Linked DNA regions of Mus musculus: regions 2, 3, 4, 5, 6 and 7 are each linked to region 1. A link is a loop called in an ENCODE intact Hi-C map of the cell type or tissue named here. Cell type or tissue: heart. All regions are shown on one strand.

What was found. A loop is a pair of places that touch in the nucleus more often than their neighbours do. Peaks named below come from ENCODE experiments on the same cell type or tissue, not always from the same donor. Only the 100,000 strongest peaks of a DNase experiment are listed, where the experiment ranks them.
Region 2: it touches region 1 in a loop (2.7-fold over the local background); 10 of 42 quality-filtered maps call a loop at or near these places.
Region 3: it touches region 1 in a loop (6-fold over the local background); 12 of 42 quality-filtered maps call a loop at or near these places.
Region 4: a loop joins it to region 1, with 3 times the contacts of the local background. A loop is called at or near these places in 10 of 42 quality-filtered maps.
Region 5: it touches region 1 in a loop (5-fold over the local background); 4 of 42 quality-filtered maps call a loop at or near these places.
Region 6: it touches region 1 in a loop (4-fold over the local background); 2 of 42 quality-filtered maps call a loop at or near these places.
Region 7: a loop joins it to region 1, with 4 times the contacts of the local background. A loop is called at or near these places in 26 of 42 quality-filtered maps.

The regions. Positions count from the first base shown.
Region 1 is chr7:135,733,642-135,737,641 of GRCm38, forward strand. No RefSeq gene overlaps it. Among named protein-coding and RNA genes, the nearest start is that of Mki67, 19 kb to the left of the region's middle. In heart, CTCF peaks have their summits at 2,214 and 2,905 (motif pointing left); DNase peaks (open chromatin) are centred at 2,220 and 2,880; H3K4me3 peaks cover 679 bases; H3K27ac peaks cover 257 bases.
Region 2 is chr7:135,486,140-135,490,139 of GRCm38, forward strand. It overlaps Gm36356 (predicted gene, 36356), which reads left to right. Exons shown (of 8, transcript NR_166608.1): 1 at 1-24; 2 at 573-903; 3 at 2,190-2,357; 4 at 3,484-3,606; 5 at 3,820-4,000. Among named protein-coding and RNA genes, the nearest start is that of Gm36356, 2.2 kb to the left of the region's middle. In heart, CTCF peaks have their summits at 1,508 (motif pointing left) and 2,233 (motif pointing right); no DNase peak of the experiment used is centred here; H3K27me3 peaks cover 1,524 bases.
Region 3 is chr7:135,535,250-135,539,249 of GRCm38, forward strand. Ptpre (protein tyrosine phosphatase, receptor type, E) reads left to right here and starts at 2,575. Exons shown (of 21, transcript NM_011212.3): 1 at 2,575-2,867. In heart, a CTCF peak has its summit at 2,466; DNase peaks (open chromatin) are centred at 2,502 and 3,082; H3K4me3 peaks cover 1,514 bases; H3K27ac peaks cover 875 bases; H3K27me3 peaks cover 1,482 bases.
Region 4 is chr7:135,493,360-135,497,359 of GRCm38, forward strand. No RefSeq gene overlaps it. Among named protein-coding and RNA genes, the nearest start is that of Gm36356, 9.4 kb to the left of the region's middle. In heart, a CTCF peak has its summit at 2,148 (motif pointing right); no DNase peak of the experiment used is centred here.
Region 5 is chr7:135,401,585-135,405,584 of GRCm38, forward strand. No RefSeq gene overlaps it. Among named protein-coding and RNA genes, the nearest start is that of Gm36062, 4.1 kb to the left of the region's middle. In heart, a CTCF peak has its summit at 2,026 (motif pointing right); no DNase peak of the experiment used is centred here; H3K27me3 peaks cover 1,472 bases.
Region 6 is chr7:135,630,438-135,634,437 of GRCm38, forward strand. The region is part of intron 2 of Ptpre (protein tyrosine phosphatase, receptor type, E); the gene reads left to right. Among named protein-coding and RNA genes, the nearest start is that of 5830432E09Rik, 20 kb to the right of the region's middle. In heart, a CTCF peak has its summit at 1,566 (motif pointing left); a DNase peak (open chromatin) is centred at 1,548; H3K27me3 peaks cover 1,681 bases.
Region 7 is chr7:135,678,253-135,682,252 of GRCm38, forward strand. It overlaps Ptpre (protein tyrosine phosphatase, receptor type, E), which reads left to right. Exons shown (of 21, transcript NM_011212.3): 18 at 1-78; 19 at 841-1,007; 20 at 3,300-3,435. Among named protein-coding and RNA genes, the nearest start is that of 5830432E09Rik, 28 kb to the left of the region's middle. In heart, a CTCF peak has its summit at 2,212 (motif pointing right); no DNase peak of the experiment used is centred here.

The DNA.
Region 1 (4,000 bases):
TTAGACGCGTTCTCACGACCGGCCAGGAAAGACGCAACAAACCAGAATCTTCTGCGGCAAAACTTTATTGCTTACATCTTCAGGAGCAAGAGTGTAAGAAGCAAGAGAGAGAGAAAACGAAACCCCGTCCCTATTAAGGAGAATTTTCCTTCGCCTAGGACGTGTCACTCCCTGATTGGCTGCAGCCCATCGGCCGAGTTGACGTCACGAGGAAGGCAGAGCACATGGAGTGAAGAACCACCCTCGGCACATGCGCAGATTATTTGTTTACCACTTAGAACACAGCTGTCAGCGCCATCTTGTAACGGCGAATGTGGGCGCGGCTCCCAACAGAAAAAGACTGAAATATTGATAAATATTGGCTGGACCTCAGCAGCAAAGGCAGGACGGAGAAGCCCATTTGGTTCCACTTATATGCATCTCCAGAATAAAAGTGTGTGTGGGAGGGCAGCTGGCACCGGGTCACTGCTTCCTTCTGGCCCATTTGATGGCAGGTTGGTTAAGGGAGAAGGGATGGATATCAGTTTATATTTTTGCTTGATATGTTTACCATACAAAAGGTCTCTGTTTATCAAAACTATTAGAATTAACACAAATCATATCTGTTTTTTCCACTGTATGAAAAACTTAACCCTAATTCAAACAATATTTGAATCGACCCAACGCAATTCATGGTCCTTATTTGGGTACGATTGGGGAAAGCTACAACTGCTAATAGCGTCTCTATGTTCATGAAACAGTTTGAGAAATATGAGTACCGAGGAAATAGATGATGATATCCAGGAAATATTGTCCGTGTGAGGCGGTATAGTTAGCTCAGCAATGGTATTAGTATTTAAGAGCAATCTTTGTCTCCTAGGGAAGCCCACTGCAGTCTCTCTGTTTGCTTATTTTGAGACAGTCTTGCCGTGTAGCCCACACTGGCCTCAAACTCCAGGCCTCTCGAGTTGTCCTCCAGAGAGCTGGGATTCTGGGCTTGCTCCATCATGCCTAGCTATTATGTAGTATTTGTGAAAGTAGAGAGATGTTATCTGGAGCTTTCCTCAACAAAACAAGAGTGGACATGAATGATGTTGGTTACTGAATCTTGGGAGGTACAGCCATTGGGATGGAGTTCATTTCATGACTGTCTCCTGTGTACCTTGGGTTTTCTGAGGAAGGAAAAAAAAAGCTTTAAAAAGGAGTGCTTCATCTCTTAACATTAGAAACCCGGTGTAATGATGTGCACCTGCAATCCAGGATGAGCCCCTAAATTGAAGGTCTGCCTGGGCTATGTAGTCACACCCCACTTACAAGAAAAATTGTCCCCAATAAAACCCCAAACCTCCAATCAAACAAACACTAAACAATAGCAGCTAAACTTCTCTGGGAAGGGGTTCCCCGTGGCTGGCAGTAGGTAGGCAGGGAGAGGCCCCACCGCACCCCTGAGGGCATGAAGTCTCAACTCCTTCCAGATCTGGTAATTCCTGTTTCCTGGCCTCCTCAATGGTGTGTTTATAAAAGGAGGCAGGTGAGGTGTAATAGTGCAGCGGGAGGGAGCACCCTAGCTGGCCTGCCCAAGGTGTCCTTCCCGAGGGATCAGCCGTGTAATAGACCTAATATGAAGAAGGTTTATTGTTAAGAATGGGAAGGGGACCTGGAGAGTGGATAGAGGCAGAGAAAGGAAGGTAACAGTGAAGAACAGAAAGAGAGGAGAGAGGAAGAGGGAAAGAGGTCACTGGGGACATGTGGGGGATGGGGAGGTGGAAAGAGAGAGGGTGAGGGAAGAGAAGGGGGAGGCACGGAGCAGTCTTGCTATTTGCTTGCCTGCTAGCACTACCTGAAGGGTGGAGTTGCAAGCTGTTGTAGTTTAGAGGAATTGCTAACACGTAGAGCTTAAATTTCAATACAGGACAAGGCCTGATGTCAGGTTCCCCAGCCAGATCAACTCAGCGTTACATAACGTGTTTAAAAAAAAAGGATTTGTATTAAACTCAAAAGTGGTGGATAGCTAGCCTTTCAAACAAAAAAAACCCAGCGTTCTGGAATCTTCTGGCAGAGCAAAGGATCAGTTTTCCCTTTACTTAGGCTCCACCCTCTGCACAGACGGTAGATCACTGCGGTGGCCTCTGAGGCCTGGGAGCTCGATGGCTGGGACCACAGCGTCACCTGGCGGCCACTTAGGGCCACTACACTATAGGTGCAACCCGGAATCTTGGGCACAGGAGCTCCGAGGTCTGCGCAGGTGCAGAGCCCAGCCTCGCCCTGCCTGCGCTGGGACCCGTGCTAAAGACTAGTCGGCCGACTAGGGGCTGCTTAAGCGACATCCAGAGGCCAGCAGCTTCAGGTCTCCACCTAGCGTTAGTGCCTAGACACTGCACTGTTCAGTGATGCACTGGGAGACCTGTGCCAAAGAGGGAAGTGCGAGTCTTAGAGTCCTGTCTGCTCTTTCGCCCTGCTTGGGACCTTGCAACAAAACCAAACTCAGCCTCAGGGCTGCTGGAACAGGATTATTAGAACATAACCACCGTAGGCTGAAAAACTGTGAATGAAGTGGAGCCATATTCTGTCTCACACATTATGAAACAAATACTTTCAAAACTTTGCAGCTCAATATCGCAATGACTGGCGTTGATCAACTTACACCACCACCACCCCTTAACAATAATAGCATGAGAAAATACCAGCCTGCAAAATAAGATCAATTTGGAAGCATGGCCTATCTGCGTAATTAGCCACTCAGTGTTTGAGATGCTCGGCGTCTACTGTGGGAGGCAGCGTGCTAAAGAGGAGTAAGAACTTGGAGTGTCCAAAAGGCAGGCTGCCTGCATAGGGGATCACTCCGGATTTACAGAGCCAGCGGCCTGGGAGGCGAGCTTTAGCGGGTTCTGAGTGTTGCTGCCATCTAGAGGAGAATCGCTGCAGGACACGTTCTTTTAACTTCGAAACTGCTTGAGTTTTTAGGAACTAACAGCAAGAGCAATGAGTTAGAAGGGCTACAGTCAGTCGACAAGGAGGACCTGCTCCAGGCTGGGCACCCTGCTGAGAGTTTCAGGCTCCTCCCAACCTTCCCAACCACTTTGTACCCTGTCACTCTGAATACTCCAGAGGTCCAAAGGTGCAATCACGGGGAGAGATCACTCTTGGGGGCTACCCTAAGAACAGGGCCTTCTTAATTGGAGCCCAAATGTCTAGGTGTATTGCTTGCCTGTTTATGCTTTTATTTTACAGAAGAAAGCGTACAAATCCAGAGAACCTAAAACTATTTCCGTAACCACACTCCTGTTTTGGCAGTAGAATATAAATCTACTATGTGTCTGCAGATGGAGACCTCCAATATTGAAGCTAGGCTGTGTCGAAGAGGCTTTTTTTCTTCTCCCCTTATGGTGTTTAGTTTGTTGTTGAAGGCCTCTCCCCTCCACCCTCTCCAGCTGCCTGCCTTCTTGCTTCCTACAGATGTCTTGACTCCTAACTACGACACTCCACCACACAGTAGTAGAGGCAGTAACCCTGGGGTAGACTCCATAAGATGAGTCAAAAAAGCTGAGCAGAGTCTAGCCCCTAATAGACCAGAGATGGTGATCTGGGATCCAGATGCCACCTGAGGACTGAGTGTGAACATCCAGCAGGACAGATAATGTTTCCTGCAGCTGCCCAGCCTCACTTACATGGTGCCCTGCAGGAGCTGGGGCCCTAGCTCATCACTTTTCTCAGCAGTCTCAGGCACCATTCCCACTGCACAGAAGGAATCCCACTTTCAGGGACTTGAGAGGCTTGGCCCACATGATACAGATGCTTTTCAAGAGAGCAGGTGACCTCCAGGTCTTTCTGAAATTCACTGGCCCCAGACATGCTCTCTGGAACCTCCATAGACCAAGTTGGCAGTGTGGCCCCATCGAAGAGTACCCATAAACCATCACGAACCAGGGTCATGTTCTTTTTCACCTCTCACAGGAGCAGTGCCCAGTGCTCAGAGCTATAGCAGTGAGGGCACAGATGAACTCCACTTGTGTGGTGCACT
Region 2 (4,000 bases), 250 kb before region 1:
CCCTTCTCTATCCAGATGGCACAGGTGAGGCCTTGGCAAGGGGACCAGCTTTCTGGGAGCTGACCAGGGAGAGCAGAGGCGATCTCAGGCCTTCAAGGCTGGATGTTGGCTGGCCAGCTGGTGGGTTGGGCAATGGAATGGAGATGGCTACCATCGCTGCAGACAGAAAGGAAGCCTGGGAGAGCGGTAGAGGCGGGATAGGAGGGTGAGAAAAGGAGCCCTAAAAGGAATAGTAGTGTTAGGATTGGAAAAGTGGGTGGGGGGGACTCAAGCCACTAGGGAGAGGCTGGACTAAGAAGCTGGAAGTCTGGCAGACAAGGTCAGCATAATAGCAGCAACAACGATTCCTGCGGCCTTTGGAGCAGCAGGGTCAGACCAACATGCTCTTGGGAAGGAAGAAGCAATTGCAGGAGGGGAATTAGAGGTTTGACAAGAGAGCCTGGAGTCTGCCTTAGATAGCGTAAAGGGGTCAGGGAGGGAGTGGCTTCAGAAAAAGAGGGGGTGTCACGGTGATTGGGGTGCAGCTGAAGTGAGAGAGGAATGGCTCGTCCTTCTAAGCCTTTTGTTAGCAGACCTTATGAAGGACCTGGTTCAGTACTCCCGTGCAGTTACAGATCATCATCACAGCAGGACGGGTGATGTCAGTCTCTTTGAAGATGTCCAAGACCCTGCGTGAAGCTGAAAGGAGGCTGTGTCTGGCAGAAGACACCACACTGAAATAGAAGAAATAGACCCTGCCTCTCCCCCACTTCTCCTCAGGTGGGGAGAAAGTTACAGGACAGGCAGCATCAGCAGAATGAGCCATCAACGGATGCTGATAGAGCATTGATCAAGGCAATGTAGCCGAGGACAACCCAAGGCTGTGAAGCCAAGCCCACAGAACTCAGGAGCCATTGCATCAAAGTGAGTCTTTAAGCCACCTAGAAGAGTGTGTGTCAGTCTGAGGTGACATGGCTTCGTGGGAAGCAATGTCTTCAGTGTGTCCACTGTGCTCTGTAAAAAGGCTTTGGCCCCAGGACCTCCTAGTGTCTGCACAGTGGGGATGTGTGTGCCTGGACACGCAGGCAGAATGCCAAGTACATACACACAGCGAGGAGGCCACTAGAGGGAAGGCTTCATGAGAGGGAAGCCCAGGGTTGCATGGGAGATACATAAGGCAGAGGGATTGCTATACTTGGGAGCCATGAAAACATATTGACTTTGATTTTTAAAAGGATTTAAGAAAAAATACATGACTATGGGGGCCACTATCAACAGAAGGGCCTGCATGCACGAATACACGTAAAACCCACAAATGAATGGGATTAGCGCTCCTTTAACCTGGTGATTCCTGGTGTGCACATGTGAGGGTGACTGTGAGAATTTAGGGAACCTCATGGACAAAGCTGCTTGGAGAAGTGCACCTCCAAACCACAGAAGATCACCCACTTAACAGGGGATGACCCATTCCCTCCCTGAGCTCTCTGCCAACTGCAGCAACGCATTTAACGGCCTCTGCTGCTCTCTACTGGTAGCTCCTGGAAACACACTTTTGCCTCTTGGGAGGGACAAGTTCCAAGCCGAAATGTGAACTCTGAGAGGCCCTGTGGACTCTCCAGGGGTGTCCTCATCTGCCAGAATCAATGTGCAAGTTTGCAGCAAACCCCAAAGTGAAATCCACACAGAAAATCACCCACCTAGTCTCTACATTTCAAAATCAATTCTAATAGAAGCAGCTACCCAGACTCATGATGGGAACAGTGTCTAAGAGATGAGAGTCCAGCGATCCCACCTTATCCATGGTGGGCTAGCTTTCCACATGCTCACATACCCTTTCTCATTTGTGCCCTGTAAATACAGAATGGAAAAATTACAGGGATGAGCAGGTCATGCGTTTTAAATTGCACATTGCTCAAATAGCAAGATGAAATCGCATTAGCCTCTCTATCCAGTGTATCCCCACTGTGTGTGTTCTCCAGCTGGTACTTATCTGAGCAGCTGTCTTGGTGATCAGATGGTCTGTTGTGGTACTGCAGAGATTGTGTTCAAGTCGTTAATAAGGGTGGGGGAGTGGGAGGCGTAGAACGGGCTGCCTAGGACTCTATGCAAGTGTGCTGCAGGCCACACGGGATGAATCATAGTATCACAAGGGTGTTTAACATTATTCCAGGTCTCAGGCTATACAGCCCAGGCACACTGTATTTCCATAGGTAATTGCTGGGTTCACTCACCATTCCTCAGTTCCTGAAGTGGCCACCAGGAGGCAGTGCTCCCGGGCATCTCCCAGGCACTCTTGGACCATCTGATCTCTCACATCTGATCTCTCAGGTGCTTCTCTGGCACATGGAAACAACTATTGGCAATGCACACATGGCTGAGTAAGGCTGGTTCCAGAGAACACCATGGACAGTGGCTGTGTTTGGGGAGGGGGGACGGGGGGGTCTGTGTTTTGAACTCTAGCCTACAACAGAAGTCTAGCTTACAAATAAGGAAACTGAAACCAGAAGAACTGGGGCCCATGGACATTGGTTGAGTACAGACACCGACAATCCTCAACTCTCTCCTTGGAAGAGACGCCAATAGTTCCTTAAAGCTCTGTCAATTATCACCAGGACGGACAGGCTTCCAGCAGTTCCCAGGTTAACATCAGACAGTAAGAAATCTCATATTGAAAGCTAGTCACCAGCACCTTTGCATTCCCAATGGTGTCTGTTGAGTGAAGTTTTCCTGGGTAAATGTGAACAAATGTCCACACACCCCAGATATGGTACTGTCCTAGATGGCTTTTCTGTTATGTGATAAAACACCACGACGAAAAACAACTTGGTGAAGAAAGGCTTTATTTCATCAGTTACAGACTATCATGAAGGGGGAAGGGGGGCAGGACCGCAAGACAGGAACCTGGAAGCAGGAGCAGGAGCAGGAGCCACCCAAGTGTGCTGCTCCCTTGCTTGTTCCTTGTGGCTAGCTCAGCCTGCTTTATTATTCAACCCAAGACCATCAGTCCAGAGATGGCACCACGAACAGTGGGCTAGACCCTCCCACATGAACATAAGCCAAGAAAATTTACTCTTAGACTTGCCTATAGGCCAATCTTGGGGAGGCAAGGTACCAATGACAGACCAGAGCACAACTCCACCCAAATCCAACTTGTGAGGCAATAACTCATTGACCTTATTTAGCACAGTTGAGGGTCTAATTAAGGAATGTAGGTGTCTTAGTCAGGGTTCCTATTCCTGCACAAAAGATGTGACCAAGAAGCAAGTGGAAGCTTACACTTTCCGCATTGCTGTTCATCACCAAAGGAAGTCAGGATTGGAACTCAGGCAGGTCAGGAAGCAGGAGCTGATGCAGAGGCCATGGAGGGATGTTACTTACTGGCTTGCTTCCCCTGGGCTTGCTCAGCTTGCTTTCTTATAGAACCCAAGACTGCCAGCCCAGGGATGGCACTACCCACAATAGGCCCTCCCACCCTTGATCGCTAATTGAGACAATGCCTTTCAGCTGGATCTCATGGAGGCATTCCCACAACTGAAGCTCCTTTCTCTGTGACAACTCCAGCTTGTGTCAAGTTGACACACAAAACCAGCCAATACAGTAGGTGACCCCAGAGCAGCTGCATTGCTGGTAAGTCTCACCCTAGCTTGGACACTGACTTCCCTATGACTGTATAGATGGAGTCTCTCCCCTCTTCAGCCAACTTTCCACTCTCTATATGTTCTAGCATCTCCTGAGGTTACATGTGATTTGGGCAGGATTATAAGCAGGTGGCAGGGTAGGGAGGTGACTGAGATCTCAGATGACAGTCCCGGGATTCCCCCACCCCCTCCTTTTGCAAAGGGCCATGAATAGTCACAGCTGCTTCTGATGAAGATGGTGATGGCTGGTATGCTTAGGAGACCGTTTGCAACAAGTGCCCTGAAGACACCCGGGGCTCACTCAAGAGGAGTCAATGGACGTAGCTGCTTGTCTTGGGGTTCAGCAGCACAATCTTTAGGGTACGTAGAGGAAGGAATGGGAG
Region 3 (4,000 bases), 200 kb before region 1:
TACATAGTGAGATCCGGGACAGCCAAAGCCACATAGTGAGACCCACTGTAGAGATTTGAATAGGTTTGACTCCTATAGACTCATGTCTTTGAATGCTTGGTTCACAGGGAGTGACACTATTAGGAAGTGTGTCCTTGTTGAAATAGGAGTGGCCTTGTTGGAGGAAGTTTGTCACTGTAGGCATGGATTTTAAGACCCTCGTCCTAGCTGCCAGGAAGCCAGACTTCTCCTAGCTGCCTTCAGAACAAGAGGTGGAACTCTCAGCTCCTCCAGCCCCATGCCTGCCTGGATACTGCCATGCTCCCACCTTGATGATACTGGACTGAACCTCTGAACCTGTAAGCCAGCCACAATTAAATGTCATCCTTATAAGAACTGCCTTGGTCATGATATCTATTCATAGCAGCAAAACCTTAACTAAGATAGTGGGCTTTGCCAGTCTTTTCCCATCTGCCTTCAGAACAAGATGTAGAACTCTCAGCTCCTTCTCCAGAGCCATGCCTGCCTGGACACTGCCAGGCTTCTTGCCTTGCTGACAATGGATTGAACCTCTGAACCTGTAATTAAATTACAGGTTCCAATTGAATATTGCTCCTTATAAGAGTTGCCTTGGTCATGGTGTCTGTTCACAGCAATGGAAACCCTAGCTAAGACACCCTGTCTTAAAATAACCACCACAACAAAACCACCTGATTCAGTCAGAAATGTCGGTGAAGAGGGCTACAAGAGAGAAGAGGGGTTTGAGGGCACTGGGATGACAATTGATAGGAAGGTAGCAAAGGGGGCGGGACCAAGGCAGGAAGTAGCTTTTCTAGAGCACTGAGAAAAAGGATCCATGGCTGCATTAGATAAGCAAGGGCTCAGGAGTCACTGGGGAAGTTGGGCACAGCATCACTGCAGTCAGGTTTACTTGGGGGTGAGGGATGTCTGAGATCAGAGGACAGTGCTGTCAGAGGAGAGGCAAGCACAGCGAGGAAGAGAAGGAACTTTATTCAAGATGCACAGAGGCAGAGTCAAGGCCCAGAAAGCAAGAGCAAGAGCTGGGGCTAGACTGGCAGGAGGTGCCTGAAGAACTGAGCTTGCTGGTTGGTGTCTGGAAGGCCGAATGCTTCTGAATGATGTGCACGTGAAAGGTGTTACAGCTCTGGAGAAGCCCCCGGAAGCAGGGGTGAGTGAGGCAGGAAAGGAAGAAGACCCAATTTCCCAATTCAGGTCTTCAGAGACAGAGGTGCGTGGGGCAGAGAAGGAAGACCTGAGCTTGGGTCCTGGAACATGGGCAAGGAAGAGCATTCTTAGCATTCTGGAGGGTTCCACAGTTCTTCAGGCTTCCAGTCTACAGCTCTGTCCAGTACAGGCTCCAGCCAACTTAGGAGTTGACTGATGGCCCTTTGAAACTGTCACCTTATAAGTCAGCTTGGCTCTGCAGCTCTAACAGCAGTAAACTGAAGGGTGAGGTAATATCCCACGCATGCCTTTCTTGCCATTCATTTACTTATTCCCTCCTTCATTTATAAGCTCTGCAAGCAAGGTCCCCAACACAGAAACAGCATCCCCATGAGGCTATGCCCTGGCCCAACCAAACAGGTTCAGAACCAAGATAGACACCATGGCTTTGTTGTGCTTTCTGCCTTCCAGTCAGGATGTTTTATTTCTGTTGCTGAGAAAAAATATCGGGGGGGGGGGGAGTAAACTCTGGAAGAGAGGATTTCTTTGATTCACAACTTCAAGCTACAGTTCACTATTTCAGGGAAGTCCAGAAGGAAACTTCAGACATCACCTACAAAGTCAAGAGCAAATGGATTAAACCCACCCTTGCGTGCCCAATGCCATTTAGCCTTCTCCCTTATACTGTTCAGGACCCCGGTCTTAGGGAATGGTGCTGCCCACAGTGGAATGAGATTCCCTTTATCAATTAACAATCCAAACAACCTCCAATGGGCATGTCTGAAGCCCAACCTGATCTAGATGATTTCCCCATGAGTCTCAATTCTAGGTTGTGTCAAGCTGGACTTCGTTTATAGTCCAAACTAAACCACTATGAAATAATTCCCCAGAGCAGCAGATCTGGTCCCTGTACTGCGCTCTGCTCCATGTGTGTTTAATTTTGCCAGACATTTCTTACTAATTGTATACCCCCAGCACCCACCATGGGGCGCCCGCACACTCTTTTTCTGGGAGGGAGTGTCTAACATTTCTCAGCTCTGCCGACTTCTCTGAAGCAGGGCTGTTACCACGGGTCCCAGCCCTGCTTTACCAGTTGCGAAACCTTAAGTGCCACACTACTTTGTGGTGTCCAGAGCTAAGGCTAAATAGAAGGGACGTTGAGTTTTCTCTATGGCTCGTCTGAGTGCCATCACCTTTTAGGATCCTCCCTGATAGAGTGTCCAGTCAGAGTGCCAGGAGAGAGGGCATGTTCCTGCATCCTCCCAGTGTAAAGGCCAAAGCTCCAGGAGGGTGAGCGCCCGCGGTGCGCTCCCAGAGCCAGGCACCAGGCGTCGCCGTCGCCCCTCGCAGCTCCACGGCCCCGCCCCCGCCGCGGAGCTGGAGCTGGAGCCGGAGCCGGAGCCCTAGCCCAGAGCTGGAGGCGGCCGGACCGGGCCAGACAGATTTCCTGCTCTCCTGTAGGGCTGAGGGCTGCCGGCTGCGGGCTACGGGCTGCGGGCTACAGGCTACGGGCTACGGACTGCGGGCTGCGAGAGAAGTCACCGGCGGCGCAGGTACCTCACTGCCTACGCGCGTCCCCACGACCCTCCCTCGCGCCGGCGGGGACAGCGGACGCCCCGGAGCGGAGCGCGTCGGGCGGGCGCCCGGGAGATGCGGAGTCGCCGCGGCGGAGCGATCGGGGCTACAGCACCGGTCCCTGGGAGGTGAGTGGCGCGGTGAGGGTGGGTGGCAGTACGTCCGGAGATGGCCGTGCTCCCCGTGCACATTGAGCAGACCGGGATATCCTGGGCCACTGCCAGGGAGAAACGGGTCGTTGTACGGGAGCTGCGTCCGAGCCAGGTCCTTGCCATCCTCCTAGTGTACAGGATGCTAGCGACTGTAGACCCTGCGACCCCAGCTACCTGCTCGAGACGCGGTCCGAACTTGGCTACCACCTAGGCAGCTCTCTCGGTGAATAGCTACACAGAGGGCGTGTGTCTGTGGGTGGCGACTGTAGGAAGAGGACAACAACCTGGGGATGTGTGTGAACGCAGTGGAAACGGGAGTGGGTTCCAACCGGTGTGTTGGGGGCTGCGCACGCAGGGCTTAAGACTGGAGCTTTTCCAGAAAGTGACTCGAGTTGCGCCAACTCCCGGCGCAGCGGGGGCGCTGCGGGGATGCTGGCGCCCGGTCTAGGGCCGGGAGCCTTCCCCGGCAGGCGTCAGTTGGGGATTCAGGGTCAAGGTGGAACCTGGCAGGTAGCTCAGGTATGACGCCACGAATTGCAGTCCGTAGGGGGACCTGAGGAGGTCCTGAAGCCAAAGGCCAGCGGTACCCATCTTGGTGCTTCCTGGGACCATCTGGGGAAGGCTTGGAGACCCACAGGGTGATGAGGTAGAGCCAAGCCTGAGGACTAGGGACTGGATCTGACCTAAATTCCTTTCAGTCATGAAGTATTGTTCTAGAGAGGTTAGAGTGTGATGCCTGTAGGTTTATATTGATTTATAACGACTCTGTAAGTGTTGGAACCTCAGCAACTACAGGAAGAAAATGGAGCCTTGACTGTGTCGGAGAGTTTGAAGGAAGACCAGCAAAGGGTGCTCATGTGTTCTAGAAATGATTGTGTCTCTTGCCTAGTCACTAATGTCCTTGCACCTAAGTGCCTCGTGACCCAAGGTGCCTGGACACCTTTGCAACAATGTTTATGCATTTATTTTCCTACAATGTAAAAACCTATGCTTAGTTAAAGTGGAGCTGGGAAATGGGGGTGGGAATGTTTTTCCAAAGCTGAGGGACTAAGCCAAAGGGGGCATGAAACAGTAGGTTGCTGGTGGCTGCCAAGGTCCCTCAGCTTTCA
Region 4 (4,000 bases), 240 kb before region 1:
GAGTATTTTGTTTACCCTTCTAAAAAGCACTGAAGCATCCACCTTTTGGTCTTCCTTCTTCTTGGGCTTCATATGGTCTGTGAATTGAACCTTGGGTATTCCAAACTTTTGGGTTAATATCTACTTATCAGTGAGTACATACCATGTTTGTTCCTTTGTGACTGAGTCACCTCACTCAGGATGATATTCTCAAGTTCCATCCATTTGCCTGCGAATTTCATGAATTCATTGTTTTTAATGGCTGATTAGTACTCCATTGTGTAAATGTATCATATTTCCTGTATCCATTCCTCTGTTGAGGAGCATCTGGGTTGCTTCCAGCTTCTGACCATTATAATTATGGCTGCTATGAACATAGTGGAGCATGTGTCCTTGTTACATGTTGGAGCATCTCCTGGGTATATGCCCAGGAGTGGTATAGCTGGGTCCTCAGGTAGTACTATGCCCAATTTTCTGAGGAACTGCCAGATAGATTTCAAAAGTGGTTGTAACAGCTTGCAATCCCACCAGCAATGGAGGAGTGTTCCTCTTTCTCCACATCCTCGCCAGCATCTGCTGTCATCTGAGTTATTTTATCTTAGCCATTTGGAATGGTGTGAGGTGGAATATCAGGGTTGTTTAGATTTGCATTTCCCTGATTACTAAGGATGTTGAACATTACTTTAGGTGTTTCTGAGCCCTTCGAGTTTCCTCAGTTGAGAATTCTCTGTTTAGCTCTGTTCCCATTTTTTAATAGGGTTATTTGGTTCTCTGGAGTCTACCTTCTTGAGTTCTTCGTATATATTGAATTTGAGCCCTCTATGGGATGTAGAATGGTAAAGTTCTTTTCCCAATCTGTTGGTTGCTGTTTTGTTCTCTTGGCAGTGTCCTTTGCCTTACAGAAGCTTTGTAATTGTATGAGGTCCCATTTGTCACTTCTTGATCCTAGAGCATAAGCCATTGATGTTCTGTTCAGGAACTTTCCCCCTGTGCCCATGTGTTCGAGGCTTTCCCCCACTTTCTCTTCTATTAGATTCAGTGTGTCTGTTTTTTTTTTTTATCAAGGTCCTTGATCCACTTAGACTTGAGCTTTGTACAAGGAGATAAGAATGGATCAATGTGCATTCTTCTACATGATAACCGCCAGTTGAGCCAGCACCATTTGTTGAAAATGCTGTCTTTTTCCCACTGGATGGTTTTAGCTCCTTTGTCAAAAATCAAGTGACTGTAGGAGCTCAGTGGTTTTCTTTTCTCTTTTTCATAATTCTTTTTGTGAGTCTTTTTTTTTTTTAAGACAAAGTTTTGCTATGTTGCCCAGAATGCTCTTCCTGGACTCAAGTCACTCTCCATCCTCAGCCTCTCTACTGAGAGAACTATGAGAACTGAGAGACCCCTCCACCCCAACTGAGAGAACTATGGCTATGTGGCTCGGCTCCTGGTTCTCACATCATAAGTTTATTTACTGGGTTTTTGAGACTGAAGCTCGTGTACCTCAGGTTGGGCTTGAAATTGTCATGTAGACCTTCAACTCCCTAGTTCTCCTCTCCCAGGGATGGAATTTCATGAGTCTGGCTCCACACCTGGTTTATATGGCTGTTGAATTCTTTTTAAAAAAAAAGATTTGTTTATTTTATTCATATGAGTACACTGTCACTGTCTTGAGATACACCAGAAGAGGTCATTGGATCCCAAGATACTTGTGAGCCACCATGTGGTTGCTGGGAATTGAACTCAGGACCTCTGGAAGAGCAGTCAGTGCTCTTCACTGTTGAGTCTTTTCTCCTACCTGGCTGTTCAGTTCTTAATCATTTAAGCTGGAGTGAAGTTATATTCCCCAGGGGTTTTAATTTACAGCTCTATAATTAATGATAAAGAACATGGACTTCAATACTTCAAATTCTGAGTGGTGGGGATGCAGGTGGTTAGCGTATCTTTATTTTCCATATGCCCACACATTGTTTTAAGATATGAGTGTTTTGCTAACAAAGCACTTACCTACCACGTAATGAGCCCTTCAGAGACAGTGATAATGCTTTAGCCAGGGAGGAGCTGACATCTGACCTTGCCATACCCAATCCCTAGAGCCCAGTCAGCCTCCCTGCTCTCCTGGAAAGGCCAAGGCTGCCTAGCCTCAGTGTCCAGCCCTGACAGTCCTTGCGGCACAGTGACAGAAGTCCACTAGAGGGCTCTCATACATAACAGTGATTAGAGGGGCCCTTGAAATGCAGTGTGTCAGCTGCTCAGCTGCCTAGACCTGTGGGCCCCTAGGGCCACTTACAGTGATGGTCAGCATCAGGGCGTGGGAGAACACCATTATGATCTCCCACAAGTCATGTCTTTCTGATATGCACCCCCCTCACATTTCCAGGGACCTGCCATCCGGGCCTCAGCCAGGGTCCAGCCTGACACTAGGTCTGGCTGCCTGTCTGTTTTCCATCTGTCTGTCCTCCCAACAGAGATGCTTCTGGAACTGGGATGGAGTCTCTGAGAGACTGCTATGGTCAACAGATGGTGCCCTTGCTGCTGGATGGGTATCTTCAGCCCTTGAAATTGGAATGTTGCAAGCCCCACTCAAAATGACAGTGGGACCTGGAGTGGGAAAGAGGTACAGGGTACACTCCTCATGAAGAGGGTGGGCATATGAATGAGCACTGGCTCCTCCCACACCCGAGGACACAGAGAAAAGCACACGTATTGTCTTGGAGTTCTATTATTGTGAAAAGACACCATGACCACGGCAACTCTTCTAAGGGAAAACATTTAATTGGGGCTGGCTTATAGTTTCAGAGGTTCAGTTCATTAGCATCAAGGTGGGAACATGGCAGCATGCAGGCAGGCATGGTGCTGGAGTAGGAGCTGAGAGTTCTACATCTGGGTCCAAAGGCAACAGAAGGAGACTGTACCACAGTGGGTATAACTTGAGCATAGGAGACCTCAAAGCCTGCCCCTATGGTAACATACTTCCTCCAACAAGGCCACACTTACTCTAACAAGGTCATACCTCCTAATAGAGAGGACTCAAAATGGGCCAAGCATTCAAATACATGAGTTTATGGGAAGCATGCTTATTCAAACCTCCACATTTATGGTCCAGAAAGTGGAACCCCATCAAACACTTGACCTTGGGTCAACAGCTTGACCTTGGGTGTCGCCAGCCTCCCAGTCAGTGAGATATAAAATGCTGTTGGTTAAAACACAGTCTGTGGCATTTGGTTACAGGAGCCTGAGCTGGCTGAGAGCTTCCAGGTCTCTTATGTTTCAAGGCCAGGTGCACCTCAGGGATCTGTTCCTGTGACTATCTAGAAGTTTCCTTCCATTGCCATCAGAAGAAATTGACCCAACTAGAGGGAGACCCAAGAGCATCTTCCTACATCCTCTGGGGCCTGGGGATGTAGCTCAGTGGCAGGACCCTTGTCTAGCATGTGTGAGGCCTTGGGTTCAGTCACCAGTACCCTGTATATCTCCATCTGTACTGGCTAGTTTTGTGTCAACTTGACACAGCTGGAGTTATCACAGAGAAAGGAGCTTCAGTTGAGGAAATGCCTCCATGAGATCCGACTGTAAGGCATTTTCTCAATTAGTGATCAAGGGGGAAAGGCCCCTTGTGGGTGGGACCATCTCTGGGCTGGTAGTCTTGGGTTCTATAAGAGAGCAGGCTGAGCAAGCCAGGTGAGGCAAGCCAGTAAAGAACATCCCTCCATGGCCTCTGCATCAGCTCCTGCTTCCTGACCTGCTTGAGTTCCAGTCCTGACTTCCTTGGTGATGAACAGCAGCATGGAAGTGTAAGCCGAATAAACCCTTTCCTCCCCAACTTGTTTCTTGGTCATGATGTTTGTGCAGGAATAGAAACCCTGACTAAGACAAATTGGTACCAGCAGAGTGGGGTATTCCTGTGACAACCTGACCATGTTTTGGGGAGGACTGTGGAAGGACTTTGGAACTTTGGGCTTGAAGATCCATCCGTTGTTAAGAGCTCTGTCGGATGTTGTGTAGGAGCTTGGAAGATAATGTTGAGAACACT
Region 5 (4,000 bases), 330 kb before region 1:
GTGAAAACTGTTCTGTGTGGCCATGAGGTTATCCCAAGAATGAGCTAAGCCCAATCCACACATGGATGCACCAAAACTTGTTAGACTATAACAGAGTCATGCCTTGAAGAGAGAAAAGGCCCCTAAGCTGTATGCAGTCAGGAGTAAGGGAACCCGACTAAAGAGAGCTGGGGTGGGGGCAGGGAAGAGATCTCCTTTCTCCTGGAAATCACCTCCTGAGTTCACAGGCATGGGACTTGTGAATTGACCACTCACCAGTGACTGGTGTGGCAACTTAAAGTGGGGGGAGGGGAGGTGTTCATAGCTTAGAGATTGACTGAGTCCTGTGGTCTCCAGTTAAAGAAGTGACTGTGGGAAACCTCACTGAAACAACCACAACAGGTGTTCAAAAGTTCCAAGCACGTGGGGAAAAAAATGTGTGTCCTGCTCTCCTGTCCTTAGTGATGGTTTAGGGTCTAGCCTTGAGGACCATCGAGACAGCATCAGTGAGCTAACCCAGAGCTCACTCACACCTACTGGATTTCTGAGCACATCAGTTGGTGTCCCATTAGGAAGACAGACTGCTTCAGGGGTCACAAGAAGGGGTGTTTGACAGACATTAACTTATGAAATTATAGTAAGAGCTGGATGCAGGGGATGATGGAGGTATTAGGCATTGCTAAAGCTCCACACCTCTGCTAGAGCCAGCACGCCCAGGACCCTTGCAGCATGCTGCTCCTGTTTCCCAGGGCAGAGCAGGCTGCCACCCATGCAAGAAGACATCCACTCTTACCAGTCAACACGACAGGAGCTGCTGCAGTCGCCTGCTCCCACACCCCCTCTGCTCTCTTGAATTGGAACCCAGTTGCCATGTCTAGCTAGAGCATCCCTCAGAAACAAGAGCTCTCTCGCTGCCTCCAGCCTGGTATGAGACCTCTGCAACCCAAAGCCTTTATGGGACCCCAGCTTCTTCTGAAGGTTCTTAAGCCAGAAGAATAAGAAGGCACAGAATGACCCTACCATGACAAACGTAGCGGTGAGTAGTTGGACAACCCCTGGCACAACACTTGGAACCTATTTTTAAGAGGTGCCCAGCTCTGATCCACATGACTGACCACACCAGTGTCTGTAGGGAAAACCGCAAGCAGACCAAGGTAGAGTTTCCAGCAGACTTCTGGTGAGATGGGCAAAGTTGAGTTTATCTTTTCGTTTGGATGGTGGAGATGGCTGAGTGTTTAGGAGCACTTATTTCTCATGCAGAGGACTACGGTTTGGTTCTCAGCACCACGATCCAGCAGCTCATAGCTACCTGGACCTACAGCTCCAGGAGACCTGATGCCTCTGGCTTTCTCGAGCTCCTGTACGTGTGTCCATAGCCCACACAGACACATAAAAACAAATCTGTAAAGTGTTTTACTTTTTAAAAGCTAGATTGAGTAATATTTACACACTTCTCAAAGAAGTGTCTTTCACAAAAGAAAACCTTTCATATCCTTGTGAAGCTCAGAATATGTTGCAGAAGACCCCCAGAACTTCTTTATGCTTCGGATGCATGTGACTCGAGGTGAGGTAAATGTTATTGATTGAAAACTAAAACTCCAGAAGGCTCAAGGGCTGAGGTGTAGCTCAGTGGCAGGGCATTTGCCTGGAGTGTGAAAGGTCTGGGGTTTCATTCCCAGTGCTACAGAAAACCCTTATTGTCTGGGGATGGTGACACACAGCTGTGATACCAGCGTGTGTGTGTGTGTGTGTGTGTGTGTGTGTGTGTGTGTGTTAAAAATATCACACACATGTCACAAAAATTAATATTCAAGTTTTAAGAAAAAAATACCAAAGAAGACTTCTTAGTAAACAAGCTTGTTTTGTGGGGATTCTTTACTTTTTATTAACTAAGTCCAGAGAAGAAAGGCTGTATCTTTAAAATAAATTTCATTCAAAGTTATCTTTATCGATGTCTATGCATTCTGCATACACCTTTAATAAGGAAGGCATGAAGTTAACACCAATCGTCGCTTCTCCTCTCTAAGCAGACTGTCATCTACCACTAGATGGCGCCACAACCACATAATGACAGGCAGGCATCTCCCTGGAGGAAAGAGGTCCCCTTGGACTTACTCTGGAGGGTAAGGAAGACAGCCTCTCTCTTTCCAGTACTAGGACTTGGTTTCTCGTTTGTTGTGACCTTTGAAAACTCATGCTTAATTGCATTAGAACACTGCCCCCCTGTCCAGCTCCAGCAATCAAATTCACACAAATTGCTTCATTGGTCCTGGGGATGAGGCTGAGGGCTGGGGGCTGGGGGCTGACTCCTCTTGCCTAAAGTGGAAGAAACTGAGAGGCTGAGTTAACTCATCCCAGATCACATAGGCAGTAGTTAACCCAACCCAGATACACTTGAGTGGACTGAAATTGTACAAGCCCACGTGCCATCTTGGAGCCCAGCTGCCATCACCCCTTCAAGTCCACGACCAAGCTCCACGTCAGGGACAGTGGTCCAGCCTCACCGCTTCTCGTCACTCCACAGCAGAATGACTGACAGGAAACCATTTAACCTTGATTCAATCAGAACTTCAGAGCTGGTCGGAAAGATGAAAAGACCACAGCTTAGGTACACCAAAGACCCACTGACTGTGACTCCTTAATTGAACCTACATGATTCTAATTTTCCCCAAAACACTGGTTTCTCACCACAACTGAAATATGAAATGCAAGCGTCATGTCCTTGTCAGTGTAAATTAGTAAAATTTAATTACAGAAAATCAACCAACAGTTTTCCTTAATTTAAGAAAAGTTGATACATAGCAACCAATCCCAAAGCAGGCTGAAACATACCCCTTATGGTTTATAAAGTGGGCCACGGCCGTGGCCACTTTGAAACGAGCCTCTTTACACTAGGTTCCCAGCCTCTTACACTGCAGCCTGTGCTTTTCTGTGTGGCAAACATTAGCAGCTTTCCTGCTACCTCTCAGGCCAGCTTTGTCAGTCCTGTCTTCCAGCATTTGTGGGATGCTGGAGACTCAGCAATATATGAAGTGTTACAAGGAGAAGAAGCACCCGATAGGCTCATATGTGGGCCTCTCTCCACACTCAGTGTACAGCACTTACCCCAGAATTTATATAAATTTATATAAAATGCCGGGAGTGGGAGGCAGGGACTGTTCTAGAACTTAAGGCACGGGTCAAAATCCAGAGCAGTGTACACAAAACCATGCACACACTGCATTCTGATCTGGAAACATAAAGGTCAAAAATTAATTTAGGGATAATCTGAGAATTTTAAATATTTGCTGCTTTGTATAACATTAAGGGATTGCTGTTAACTTGCTAGCCGTGATGGCAAGGTTGGGACTATGTAGGACAAGGTCATTTTGTTTGTTTTGTTTTTGATGGGCACTGATTGCTACAGAATAAAGCCAAAAATAATTAGTATTTTTGAGTTTTAATCTTATGTTTGGAACTTTTTTTTAGAATAAAAGTTAGAATACACAAAAGAAAAACAAGTCTTGAAATTAGTTAAATGATCTATACTTAAATCCTGGCCAATGTTTCCCTAGTAAAAGGACATTGAGAAAAAAGCAGACCAAGGCAAAATCATTCTTCAGTTTTATATCAAGAATGTATGTGGTCAGGCCAGAGTGCCTGCCTAGCACATGAAAGGTCCTGAGTTCAGTCCCTAGTGATAGATAAAAGATAGATAGATAGATAGATAGATAGATAGATAGATAGATAGATAGATAGAAAGAAGGATGGATGGATGGATAGATAGATAGATAGATAGATAGGTAGGTAGATAGCATATTTGGATTAGAGTTTAACATGTATGAACAGCCAAGTGTTTAACTAAACATATTACTTTTGTATCTCAAAACCTAAGAGAACAACTTAGAAAGGGAAAGACTTGTCTTGGTTCAGAGTTTCAGGGGCTTCAACCCATCTTTGGCTCCACAAGCTCAGGCATAATGTCATACTGCATGGTGGTAGAAGTGGAGGGAGGCAAAGACTGTTCACCTCATAGTGGACA
Region 6 (4,000 bases), 100 kb before region 1:
TAAAGCTGTCTCTTGTGAGGCTATGCCAGTGCCTGGCAAACACAGAAGTGGATGCTCATAGTCATCTATTGGATGGAACACAGAGCCCCCAATGGAGGAGCTAGAGAAAGTACCCAAGGAGTTGAAGGGGTCTGCAACCCTTAAGGGGAACAACAATATGAACTAACCAGTACCCCCCAGAGCTTGTGTCTCTAGCTGCATATGTAGCAGAGGATGGCCTAGTCGGCCATCATTGGGAAGAGAGGACCTTGGTCCTGCAAAGATGATATGCCCCAGTACAGGAATGCCAGGGCCAGGAAGCAGGAGTGGGTGGGTTGGGGAGCAGGGCGGGGAGAGGGTATAGGGGACTTTTGAAATATAAATGAAGAAAATATCTAATGAAAAAAGAGAAAGAAATGATCACTCTGTTGATAGCGCACATTACAGTACAGGGGCAGGGGGGGCATTCATTATTTCATTCATTCATTCACCCATTCTGTAAGTCCTCTGGTCAGTCCCCAGATGTGAAGTCCCCTGCAGGCTGACAATGTGGCATGACGTCCCCAGCCCCTTTAGCCCCTGGCATTTGCTCAGTACAACTGGCCTCACTCATTCATGTCATCAGTGTTCCCCTAGACCGAGCTCCCCAATTCACAGCATTTGCCCAAGCTGCTCTTGCAGTTGGGAAATGGAAAAGCCAAGGGACTTGGAATCCAGGTTCTCGCCACGTGCCTGGCTCTGCAGAGAAGGCTTGGCTGGGAACTAGCCCTTTCCCTTGGCTGAGAAATAACAAGGCTGCCCACTCAGTGAAGAATAGGCACCATCTCCACATCTGGGAAGAGGCTAGGTTGCCAACAGTTTTTCTCCCCGTGGCTGTCGGCGTGTTAAATAGCCAATAGCAGATTCATTAAGCAGCCGGCAGGTGAACGCAGGTTTCCCCAGAGCCACTGCCACCTCACCTTTAGTGCTTCCCGGATACATATGTGTGTGTGTGTGTGTGTGTGTGTGTGTGTGTGTGTGTGTGTGTGTATATGTATATGTATATGTATATGTATATGTATATGTATATGTATGCACTGCGAGTTACAGTCTCCAGGATAATTGATTTCAATATGTATGGAAGAATCGATGCTGTGGGAAGAGAGCCAGTGTCCTGAATGGGCCATGCCGTTTGATGGGTAATTTCCTCCCAGCTCTTTCAGCCAAGGGACTTTCACTGGACTGTTAAATTTCTTGACTGAGGGAGAAATGAGGGACCCACGGATCGTAGAATTGAATTGAAAGTGAGAACATGAGGGGTGAGGGGCCTGCTAGGGGGAATTCAGATGTGCCTTAGAAGGCTAATTCCTAATTAATCGCTTCACCAGTGTGTGAATGGAGGATTTGAGAAGTTTGTCACAGCATTGCTGTGGTCGTTATTCAGGAAGTGATGGGCCAGAAAACACATTTATAAAGTGAATCTGCTGAAATGCTGGTCAGAGGGTGACCTCTGGGGACACACTGAGTTAGGAAGGCTGAGCTCTGATCTGGCAGCAGCAGGTTGATGTGGGTCAATATTTCTGTCACTTTCCAGTGGCGCCATCTGCTGGTCATCTTCAGCATTTGCCCTCTAGCTTCAAGTGTTGAGAGTGCATAAAGAGCTCCTGAATCCCGAATCTAGAAGGCTTTCAAGTTCAGGTACTAAGCTGAGCAGAGACCATAAAATGTTAACCAATAATGCCTTAATCACGTAAAATCACCTTCTCGGACACCCATCAGTTTCCTCTCCAACAGCCAGCACTTTCCTATCATGTGTCTGGCCCACTGGGCAGTGAGCTTTCCGAGTCCCCTCTCCCACTCATGTGTCTTCATGCTGGAACCCAGTTTCAGGAGGTTCTCAGCTGTGGGTGCCCCCAGAAGAACTGGGACAGAGATGTGCCATGACCATGTGTGTAATATGCAGGGGGACTGTCCTGTTGCTGGCTCAGAGCGGATCATGAACAGGGCTCACCTGGGTTCTCCCATGCATCCTAAGGTTGGCACGGGGTCTCAGACCACAGAGCCTCAGATTATGGAAGGTAGTGTGTCTGAGAGACAGGCAACTTACAGAGTGACAGGTACTGAGCCCAGGTGTCTGCCTCACCCATCTGTCTCCCTGTCCTCGGTGTACTGGCAGGCTGACTTAAGACACTAAGATGCTCAAGGCTGCTTGTACATCAAACCTCTCTGGAGTTCAACACCTGCCTCACAAGGCAATAACATAACTTCTGCCTGCCCTTGGCTTGCGAGATCCAGAACAGTATCACCCTGTGATGAATAGTAATAGCATTCCATATTGCTGTTCATCCTGGCTCAACAGCAAATAGAACATCAAGGACATCGTTCTGTCCCCCAAGGTAGGACTGGTGAGGGCCCCTGACCTTAGGAAGGCTTTCTCCAGGCAAGCCATCTGTTGACCATCTGACTCTCGGCTCAGCTCGGGAGCCATGCGGGCATGCCTCCGACATGACAGACTTGGAAGAGCAGTATTTCATGCACCCAGGAGTGCCTTGAAGCTGAGGATGCAAACGTAATCACCATGGCTTCTCCAGCACCCAGTCTATTTAGGTGGTGCAAGGGGGTGGGGCAGGAATACCTCATACTCACTGAAGTCATCTATCAGAGAGCGCCCCCACCTGTCCCAGTTAGAATAGAAACATTTAAAGTGAGCATGTTTGTCTAGCCTTGCCAGGTAAACTAGACTCCTTCCATGGTATGGAAAACACCTGTTGAACCAATGAATAAACACATCCTGGGCAAATAAAGAACAATCCCTATTACCATCTCCTGGTCACACTAAAATCAGCATTTCTTTAAAAATGCATGAGCTCCGTGATGCTTCCCAGTGTGAAAGCCAGCCATTTTATGAAATTGGTGTGCATTTTCTACTAAAGAGTAGAGTGTCTACTTATTAATATTCCCAAGGGGTAGCTTTTGGGTTCTCTGCTGTGCTGCTGTTATAATTTTCTATAATTATATGGTGCTGATTGTAGTTTGCCAACAGAACGTCAATAAAATGAAATGTAACCCTGGAACTAACACACTCTCTCACCACCCCACCCCCAATCTCATTCTCAAGAATTCTTTTTCTCCGACTATGCAGCCTTACAATGGCCTGGGGCCCAGGGAGGCAAGAGGACGTCCTCCCCGAAATCCTAATCACTATGACCATGAGTGCAGAGCTGTCCTGCAGAATTCAATTTGTACAAATAATAGGGAGGATATCTGGTAGAGGACTCGTGATCATCTAGAAATGGAGGGAGAATTCTGTTTGTATTTCTTTGGTCTTGCTTTTTTTTATGATGATGGAGAATAAACCTGGGATCTTGCACATATTTGGCAAATGGTCTACAACTGGGTACACACACAATCCATGGATTCTCTGTTAGAGCAGCATTATGAGCCAGATCCAGAAAGGAGTTTGACAGAATTCAAAATTAGGAGGCAGAGCCATCTAAGAGCCAGGAAATAGATTCTCTCTAGACACTGAACCTGCTGACAGATTTAGGGTTTGGAAATCCTAAAACTCTAAGGAGTTTCTATTGTTTATCTACCATGTGATCTGATGTGCCTTGCTCAGTAACCTGAATTGTAAAGGGGGTGGAGCAACCACACTCGGTGCCATTAAATAGTTGAGTGACCTCATATGAATGAGTGAGTGAATTTATGAATGCATGAATGAATGAATGAATGAGTGAAGCTACCACAAACTGACTTGGATTGGACTAGAATGTGCCCCTCCCTCTTCCATTTTCTAGATGTGTGTCTTGGGCCAAATAAGTTGTGGTCTCTCTGGGTTGTGGTCACCTCAGGAGTAAGAAGGCTGTAGGGAGCACATGGTCCCTCTGTGCACTGTGCACCAGGCAGGAAGGTGGTGAATTGGTGGGATTTTAATACTAGAAATAAGAGTGCCCTGGTCTGGGCGTGGGGGCTTTAGAACGGGCATGGGTTCCTCGAGAGGCCGGCATGGGCTAGATAGGAGAATCGGGAGGAATTTTCACGG
Region 7 (4,000 bases), 55 kb before region 1:
GATATAACTATAGAGATAAAGAGCGACACCCTGTCTGAAGCAATCAGCGTACGAGACTTTCTGGTTACCTTCAAACAGGTACCATCACTGGGATCCCCCAAACTCTAGTGAACCCGCAGAAGCGTCCCTTGGAATGTACTTACTTATATACCAAGGTGGGCCCTGAACTTGTCACCACCCATCCAAGTCCCAGGGAACCCTGAGAGAGAGGCCACTGGAGCATCTGGCGGTAGGCATCCTATGAATTCTGGCTTCTGTGGCCATATGCCTCCTGCTGGAGCATGAGATTGATAGCAAAGAGGTAATTTCCTGGCTCTTGCAATCACTGGGGAGAGTGATCTTAGCTGGGGGTGGAGAAACAATAGATCTGAAGGAAGGTAGAGAGGCCTCCTGGACCCCTTCCAGAACCTCTCACTGTCCCGGTCCATACTGGGCCTTGACCTCTGACCACACAACATCTGTGCCTTCTGGCTCAGTAAGAGATACAAGCGCTCATAAGCTTGACCAATTCTGAGCTGAAGATAGTCATTTCAGGAAGCTGCTACTTGTTCCCTCCGGGCCAGCAGTGGATTGCCTGAACCACTGGGCTTACCTATAGCCCCTGATGGGAACTAAGAGCTTAACTTCCCAAGCAACGTGAGTCTTAGCTGTGAATAAAGCCACCAAGAGTCCTAAAAGGGCTGAGCCAGAATGAATGGGGGTCCAGAAGGAAGCAGAGTCACTGGCCAGGCCCCTGGACTGTCTAGGAGGGGCTTCAAGACCCAGAAGGACCCATGGGCAAGGCAAGCAGATTCCTGGCAGGATGTGGGCAGTCTTTGGAGTCTCGTCTTTCATCTGCAGCCCCTGGCCCGCCAGGAAGAGCAGGTCCGCATGGTGAGACAATTCCATTTCCATGGCTGGCCTGAGGTTGGCATCCCCGCTGAAGGCAAAGGCATGATTGACCTGATTGCAGCAGTGCAGAAGCAGCAGCAGCAGACGGGCAACCACCCCATCACCGTGCACTGCAGGTGAGCCGCCCCTCCCCCACGGGGCCCTGGCTTGGGGGCACAGCAACAGAGGGCCAGAGGTTTCTGGAGACCCACTCTACAGCTAGGGAGAGCTCAATAGCGCCTCTGGGGGATTGCTTACCTAGACTGCGTGTCATCTTCCCTTTCACACACACACACACACACACACACACACACAGATGGGCACAAGAGTCACTTCATTACCCATGATGCAGAATGTACATACATTCAAGGAGGAGCCAGAGTAGACACAGGGGACAATATCCTGTTAAAGTCACACAAACCTCCCAGGCAAAGCTCCTAAACATCGGCTTAGCTGTGTTCACTGTGAAGGGCAGCTCTGACGCTGGCTGCCCCTCCCCACATTGCCCACCCTCTCTCCTGGCTTTGGAAACATTCAATGCAGAACAACCAAAACACAGGATGGAATATAAGGACCTCACAAAAACCGGTCTAGCCTGGAATCTCTGTGTGTGTGATTATGAGATTACATAAATGTAACCCACAAAGGTCAGAGGTCAGGCTCATGTGTCACTCCTCAGGTGTAAGCCATTCACTGGGTTCTGTCTTTGTGGATGGAGCTGTGCTGGGTGGCCAGGGAGCTCCAGGGATCCTCCTGGTCTCCACTGTTCTGTCCCTGGGATTACGAGCACTCACTACCATGCCCGGCTTTTAAAAGAAGTATCTGGGACTTGAAACTCAAGTCCTCATGCGTGCACAGCAAGTGCTGTACCGACTGAGCCTTCTTTCCAGACCCCAGTCTGAAATCTCTAAAGTAAACCCGATCCAACACTCATGTACCCAGTCAGCCTCAAGGGTGGACACGTTCCTGGTGTCCCTGGAGACGGCAACAACCAGGCTCATGGCAAGAAGCATGTGGAGAAAGAGTGAATGTATGGCAGATGTACAGTTTCCCTCCATCCCTGGATCTGCAGGTCCTGCCCTACATGATGTTACCTGCCTCGGCAGTCCTGTTCACACTTGCCAAGCCCTGGCGAGCAGCAGTTTAGAATGCTTTTATTCTTGGGTGAATCTCACTAGCTGCCGGAGCTGTGGCTGTTTCATTTCCTGAACATTTGACTCCCACCTTGGAACACCCTTTATTTTTATTCACTATCCTATCCCTTGTGTCTAAGGGGCCTCTGTTTAACAAGAGAGATGGACACTCTCCCTGTGTGGATAGCCCACCTAGTGTAGTCCATGCCTGGCCAGTAGGTGGCGCTCACACCTTGGTTTTCAGTCCCAGAAGCCTTTCCCGAGGTCCCTGAGAATGAACTAGAAAAAAGTTGAGCAGGCTTGTTGTTCTGCAAAGCAGAAGATGAGTTCTGCAAGCCTGGGGCACCAGGTGGCAGTCATGGGGATGAACAACAACAATAGGTCCTCAACTTCAGAGTAGAACCATTCGTAGAGATTCCGAGAGATCCAAGGACAGCTGTGTCCCTCCAGAGGATACTAGAAAAGGCTGGTCTCGTGTCTCCTTTAGCCTCTCCCAGCCCTCTTCTGTGAGGCTGAGATCAAGCCAAGTGCCATCTTCAGGAGAATCCACTATTCCTAGCAGAGAGCATCTTACTATACTATCCCCAACTGTAGCCTTGATGTGTCAATATCCCAAAATCCAGGCTTTGGCACTGGCCAGGGTCTCTTCTCCCTATACCTAAAAGAAAAGCTTGCATATCTGATGCATTGTAGGTACTGCTGAGCTGATGGTCAGTCAGGGAATCATACTATTCATAGCCACTATGTCAAAGCACCTAAGTTGTCCCCATCCGTTTCTAATATCCGTAGGAAAGGAAGCAGCTTTCTGCTTGCTGGATCTTGCTGCATTATGTATATAAGTGATCTTATAAGCTACAGTCAAGGGGGTTGGGAGATGGCTCAGTCAACATAGTATTTTGCTGTATGATCGTCTTTATCCACATAAAAAGCCAGGTGCAGTAATGCAGGTCTGTAATCTTTGGTGCAAGTTAGGCACAGACAAACTAGTCCCTGGGGGCCTGGTAACCAACCAGCCTAGCCAAGACAGTGAGCTCTAGGTGCAGTGAAAGAGCCTATCAAAAAGGAAAATGCAAAGCAATAAGGAAAGGCAACATACATAGACCTCTGGCCTCTACATGCACTCAGACACACGTACATGTACAGGCATACGAACATACACAGCACCACGCACAAAGATGCAGGCAGACATGGGTGCCTTTCAGTTCTCCCCCGGGGTTGGGGAGTAAATGCCCAGGTCTCCTCCTCCCTGTGTGTGTCTTGCTTGCTTTGCCTTCACTAAGCATCTTCCCTCCACAGCGCGGGAGCAGGGCGGACAGGTACATTCATAGCACTCAGTAACATTTTGGAACGAGTGAAAGCCGAGGGACTCCTAGACGTGTTTCAAGCTGTGAAGAGCTTAAGACTTCAGAGACCACACATGGTGCAGACCCTGGTAAGAATCTGATCAGCCTGATGTTCCAGAAGAGTCAAGAATTGTTTCATGTGTTTGATGTCTGTTTCATGAAAAGGAGCGCCTGGTGTAAGGGGAGGCTGGGAGGGTTCTTGTCCCAGAGTACCTGACCCAGCTGCAGGCATTCACAATAAAGCCCTCCCCTGGTCTTAAGGGGAGTCTTCCCAGCAAGACTCAAGAGGGGGGGCTCGTGCACAGATTGTATTTCCATTTAAAAACGGGGTGACAGAGTTCAAAAGCAGCCCTGAAGTTCAAAGCCCGGATGCTTGTTACTTTCCGTGTTCCGCCATAGCACTTGCTTGGCCTGTTTGCCTTTGGAAGGTCTCCCTCAACCTCAAGGCTCCTTCAAGGGTCTTGTCTGGGGGGTGGGGGTGGGTCTCCTAACATCCAATAGCTCTACATTTTCTCTTTCATTAGTCAGAGCACACTTCCTGGTTAGAGAGAGAGAGTCTGCACTGAATTCCAAAACGTTTCATGTTGGAGGGGCAAGGGCAGTCTTAAAGGCTGAGTTCATCATTTCCCAGAGCCTCCTAATGAGGACCTCTCT